Regions from separate parts of the Mus musculus genome. Here region 2 is linked to region 1. Evidence: chromatin loops called from intact Hi-C (ENCODE). Cell type or tissue: left cerebral cortex. All regions are shown on one strand. Links, peaks and the distances in the headings refer to the core of each region. The heading gives the core; the rest is flanking DNA. Region 1 holds the start of Sec31a (Sec31 homolog A (S. cerevisiae)). Region 2 overlaps Helq (helicase, POLQ-like).

Evidence for each region. Peaks named below come from ENCODE experiments on the same cell type or tissue, not always from the same donor. Only the 100,000 strongest peaks of a DNase experiment are listed, where the experiment ranks them.
Region 2: it touches region 1 in a loop (4-fold over the local background); 4 of 42 quality-filtered maps call a loop at or near these places.

The regions. Positions count from the first base shown.
Region 1 is chr5:100,414,638-100,417,557 of GRCm38, forward strand. It overlaps Sec31a (Sec31 homolog A (S. cerevisiae)), which reads right to left and starts at 1,597. Exons shown (of 28, transcript NM_026969.1): 1 at 1,466-1,597. In left cerebral cortex, for the core only: a CTCF peak has its summit at 1,771; a DNase peak (open chromatin) is centred at 1,709; H3K4me3 peaks cover 2,365 bases; H3K27ac peaks cover 1,145 bases.
Region 2 is chr5:100,792,433-100,795,352 of GRCm38, forward strand. Helq (helicase, POLQ-like) reads right to left here. Exons shown (of 18, transcript NM_001081107.1): 3 at 232-410. Among named protein-coding and RNA genes, the nearest start is that of Helq, 4.7 kb to the right of the region's middle. In left cerebral cortex, for the core only: a CTCF peak has its summit at 1,805 (motif pointing left); no DNase peak of the experiment used is centred there.

The sequences.
Region 1 (2,920 bases), core at 221-2,720:
GCTCACTTCACTCAACCAAACTTAAAAAAAAAAAAAAAAAAAAAAAAATCAACCGCGGTTGCAGAACTGCATGTTATCTTATAAATCTACAAGATAAAATGTTAGGAGAAGAAGTTAATCTACAATAAAAGAAAATACTTCCAGTGTGATGGTAGATGCCTGAAATCCCACAGCTCCGGAGGTTAGAGAAGGAGGGTCAGAATTCAAGGTCATCCTTAGCTAATCAATAAGTCTGAGACTACTCCGGGCCACAAGAGACCCTATCTCAAAGAATGAAGGAAACGGGGAAGAAGAGAGGGAGAAACAAAAAGAAATTAATTTTGCTGTATCACTTGACAAGTCTTTAATGCGGGATTTTTGAACCTCATGAAATTACACAGAAAATCCTACCCAGGTATGTGCATACAGTGTGCGCATGCTTTTCTAGGAAAAGCCCGATGCTTCCAAAGGGGGATGAAAATGCCAAAAGACTGATAGCCATTGCCTTTAACAGTTCACAAATATCTTTCTACTCTTACATGTTTCAGGGGGGGAAAAAAACCTGTTTACAAAATTTACCAGTGAAATCCAAATCTCATCGCAAATCTCACATTTCCAGACTCCACAATGTGTAACATTCACAATTAAGATAGAAATTATCCAAAAGTTCTTATTCCCTGCAAACCTTTCTTGGTTTGCTGTAACGAAGAGAAACAAGGACAGAATTACTTAAAAGGGCAGTACATTTTATCCAACTCCTGAATAATCAGGATATAGAGGATACGGTCACATGAGCGAGCTTCTAATTTTATTTATACATATAAATATATATATATATATAAGAGTTACAATTGTAGACAAAGAGCCAAGTTTCAACTTTGTATAGTTTAACAATTTGGAGGAACTATCAAAAAAACTCTTGCAACTTCCAGGAAGACCTGCAGAATTAGTTCTACGAGCTCACAGAAAAAGTTTACATGCCCACAAGTCCAGGCAGTTATTTTACAACTGCCTCACAATGTAATTTAATACAACAGCAGCAAAATCATATGCTTTTGAAGCACCGGCTGTGATTAGCGACTGCTGTCGCTAAATAATACAGTCCTAGTTAAACGACAGTAGCCTTCCTTTCAAATCTATGGTCCTTTAAATCTGGCAACAGTTCAAACACAACTTAACACAAAAATCTCAACCTAGGTGAAGTCAAAGAAATCATCCCGAGGTCTGTTTCCCTTCCATGCCCTTGGGGATCGCACCACTTTGTGCACAGGGACTGAAAGGTTAACCTCAAACTCACTCCCGAGCAGGGCAGCCTGGAAACGTCGGCAGAGGATGACCGGCACGATCACCCGCCTGCTGCGACTCCAGGCGTTGTCCCGGCGGGGCCGAAACGAGACGGGGGCGCGCCGTCAGCGGAGAACGGGCCTCGGGCCTCGGCAGCGGACACCGAACCTGGCGAGGGGCAGGAAACAAACGGCGGACACACCTGGCGGACCTCAGCGACCTGTCCTGCGTTAGCCGGCGAGCGTCGGCCTCTCCCCGGATCCGCCGCCGCCGCCCCTCCTCCGCGGCCCAGGGCCACCTCCACGCTCCGCTCCAACGTGGCAGCCGCAGCCCCGCCTGCGGGCCGGCACTTCCGGGTGCGGCAACTCGCCACGCCCACCCGGCCAGCCGGCACTTCCGGGAGCAGCGGCTCGCTCCTCCCACCCCGCGGGACAGCACTTCCGGGAGCAGCCACTCCGGTAGGCTAGTCTGGCCGGAGGTAAGGATTCAGCCGCGCGGCGTGAGGAGGCGCCTAAACTTCAGGATGCATCCGCTTGGCGGTAGATCAAGGGGAAGTCGAGCTGGGCGTCTCCGTCGGGGAAGGAGAGCGGTGACCGCGAGGACGCCACGTAGCACTCCTGTGAGGCGTCAGCAGCTGCTGGCGACAATACCCACACTAGACAAGGCGGGCGAAAACTGGCTGCAAGGACCGGTTCAGTTTGTGACTCGGCTAAGTTAATTATTGGTTTTGCGTCTTCCCTTTGAGAACTTACGTGATTTTGTCGCACACACCCAAAGGCTTATACTCTATAGAGGCTTAGCTGCGTGAGTGAGGTATATCGAATTAAGTTCATATTCTTAATATTTCAGTAGCTATCCATGGTATTCAAACCTATTAGCACTCGCCCTGGGCTACCGGAACAAAATAAGCGTGTGTGTGTGTGTTGCTCTCAGATTGGAGCATTGAGATTTTCGTTTAGGGATATAGATAGATAGATAGGTAGGTAGGTAGGTAGGTAGGTAGGTAGGTAGGTAGGTAGGTAGATAGATAGATAGATAGATAGATAGATAGATAGATAGAGATAAAGATATAAACCAGTAACTGGAAATGTAGAAGCTGGTCTGTAGAGCAAAAGAATGAAATGGGTGCTGAATTGGGCCCATGCATATGATGCCACCACACTCAAGAAGTAGAGGCAGAAAGATCAGGAGTTCGAGGCTAGTCTAAATCCAGGTCACCTTAGGCTGCAAGAGAGCCTTTCTTGAAAAGCAAAAGAAAATACACCACCACCAAAGGCTGGAGAGACGGCTTAACAGTTGAGAGCACTTGCTGCTCTTACAGAGGGCTTGGGTTTATTTCACAGAACCCATACGGCAGTGCACAAGTATTTGTGACTCCAGTTTTAAAGGACCCTACACCATCTTCTGACCTCCAGCAATATCTGCATGCAATAAAGCACATACATAAATACAGGCACTCAACACATAAAAAGTGAATAAACCATAAACAACAAAAGAAATTAGGTGCTGAAATTCTCTATCCCAACTTAAGCTAGGTCTAGTACATTTCTGTACATTTTAACAAGATGGGGTTGGTTTGGGACCCTTTGGTCCCAGACACTTAAACTATCTCCCTTAGAGCTCCCAACCTTAACGTATGTGCTGCCTGGTTGTACTT
Region 2 (2,920 bases), core at 286-2,785, 380 kb after region 1:
TGAGGTAGTGAGCTGGTTTCTGGTTGAAAAAGCAGGCTAAATATTAACGGAACATTTAAGAGACCGCTCAAAGCAACTTAGGAAAAACTATATGCAGTTACTACTTGGAAACAGTCAAGCACTTGTACATACTGAAAAAATATCGTGACTCAGCTCAAAGTTAATACATGTGTGCTAGTCTTTAGATGTGAAAGCGTCGTATTAGAAAGTTACAGCTATTTAACCACACACCTTCTCTTGGACAATGGCCACATACGGAAGGATCATTAAGACATCTTTCTGTCGGCAGAGCAGCTCTTGCAGCATTAAGATCTCAGCCACAAGGGTTTTCCCGCCACTCGTTGGCAAGGAATATATTAAATTTTTTCTTTCTTGCACAGATCTTAGCGTTAAGCAAGTATGTTGCCAGTCTGTAGAATTCAAAGAAAAATGCGAGAGATTATTTTCCCGTCTATGCTCTCAGGACTTTTTTCTGGGAGGAAATCCAGTATCTCGACATGGCAATCTTCTCATGAGGAGAGATGTGATTCCTACAAATGGTCAATGCCCAAAGCCCAGAATGTGCACAGCCAGCAAGTCTGAGCTCAGACCTTGTCAACAGGTGGGCAGCTGGCTCACCCTTACAGTAGTTGCAGATGTCAGATTCCATCAAGGCAGATAAACAAACAAACAAACAAACAAACAAATAAATAAACAAACAAATAAAGGCAGATAAATCTTTTTTTGTTTGTTTGTTTAAAAGAGGGGTCCGGTGGCTCACGCCTGTGATCCTAGCACCTGAGTAGTGGAGACAGAGAGATCAAAGTTCAAGTTCACCCCCAACTACCTAGCTAGACTGGGTTCCATGAGGCCCTGGATCAAAATAATAATGGAAGTAATACAAAGTACACATGAATGCTAGTGAATGCTAGTATGTTTCCGCGTTGGTTGTTTAGCTTGCAGGTATGCAGACATATACATACATATATGCCATCCACCACTTGTATGTGCCTTGGTGCTCTGAGACTTGGACCCAGGACCCTGGAAGATCAGTGAGTGTTCTTTACTGTTGAACCATCTCTCTAGCCCAAGTGGTAGCATCTTATCATTAGAGAAACAAAGTAATCGATACATAAAAACAAGTAACCTACCAATAGGAAGGGGAAAAAAAAAATCCGCACACAGAAAACCCAGACCCAACTACAGAGGGAAGAAACCACTGTACGGTTTGTGAGAACATTGGCTGCCAGGTTCTTTTTGGAACATCGAGTTTCTTCTAGGATTCTCCATCGACACATAGAGGAGGGTGCACACAGTATGTGGGGGACATTTGTGACATCATTGTCTAATGAGTACAAGTTAACAAAGCTACTGCAGCTTTGTTAGTCACAGCTTATAAATGGGAATCTAAGGGGGTGAGAGGGTTCAGTGCACAGGGTCATTTGTGGCCAAGCCTTGATCCTAAGGACCCGCCCAGTAAACAGAGAGAACGAAATCCCACAAGTTGTCCTGACTCACATGTGTGCCCCACACATACAAGTATACAAAAATAAACAAATGGAGAAAAAAAAGTAAAAAACTGAGTCTAAATTTGAGCAATTTACACATACTATAGTTTAAGAAAACTCACCCCAAACTTAATTTAAAGGGCTTGGATATATTGTTTTTAAAAAGAGAGGCTAGAGTGTGTACAGACTTTTAATCCTGGTAAAAGGGAGTCAGAGGCAGGTAGACTGCTGTGAATTCCAGGCCAGCCAGGGCTACAGTGAGATCCTCCACAAAACAAGGCATTGGAATAGTTATGCCTGAGTAACAGTGAGAGTGAGATCTGACGCCCTCTTCTGGTGTGTCTGAAGACAGCTCCAGTGTACTCACATAAATTAAAAAAAAAAAAAAAAAATTAAACAGAGTTAGCTCAGTAGTAAAGTGTGTACGTGATGTGCAAGGCCTTACATTTGATCTCCAGACTATAAATAAACCAAAATATTTAAAATGTAAATATTTTCCGATTGGTATCAGCCACCAGTTATGAAACTGCAGGTGTTTGTACCGAAACTCAGCTACACAGGCGTGTGCACACGTGCACTTACCCTCACATATGCAAAGCTGTTTGCTGAAGCTTTCACTTAAGACACTGAATATAACTAACAGTTGTTATAATTATTGTGCACTTGGCAAAGAATCTAACTACACTGTTCCCCGCACCCGTTAGATAGATAAGGCACTGTGTAAGCAACAAGGCCAGGGTTAAAGAGGCTGACAAAACCTGGCAGTTGAGTTCTCTCCAAAACACAATATACTAAGCACAGTGCTAGCTACTTAAACGTTGCGTTCCATTCCTGTCCTAACCGAGCACTGTTACATGCCTGTAATCTCAGTATTTGGGACATAGATGTAGAAAGAGCATTGGTTTGGGACAAGCCTGTGCTATGAGATCCTGTTTCAAAACAGGAAGGCTAGGTATGTAGTTCAGCGGCAGAGTACCTTTCATGTCATGGGTTCAACGTCAGATACCACAAACTACCTATAGACTCCAAAAGCCAAACAAAATAGGAGAGGCCTAAAATCCTACCCTCAAGGAATCCCTCTGGCAGCAGACTGAGACTCAACAAAGCAGCCAGTGGAAGGGCAGAGGGAAGAAAGTTAGCCTGTACTTAGAGTAACAAAAGGTTCTTTGAGTATTATTGAGACAGGGTCTCATGTAGCCCAGGCTGGCCTTGAACTTGCTATGTAGCTGAGAATGACCTTGAAGTCCTGATCGTCTGACCTCCACCTCCTGAGGGCAAGGACTGTGGGGCTGCACACTACCCAGCACAAGACTGTTTGCTCACAAGCCATGTGCCTCACAATTTAGAATTTCTTGGATTTTGTGTTTATGCGGACAGTACATGTCTAGTCCCAGAGGTCTGAAGAGGGACTCAGATTCCCCTGGAGCTGGAGT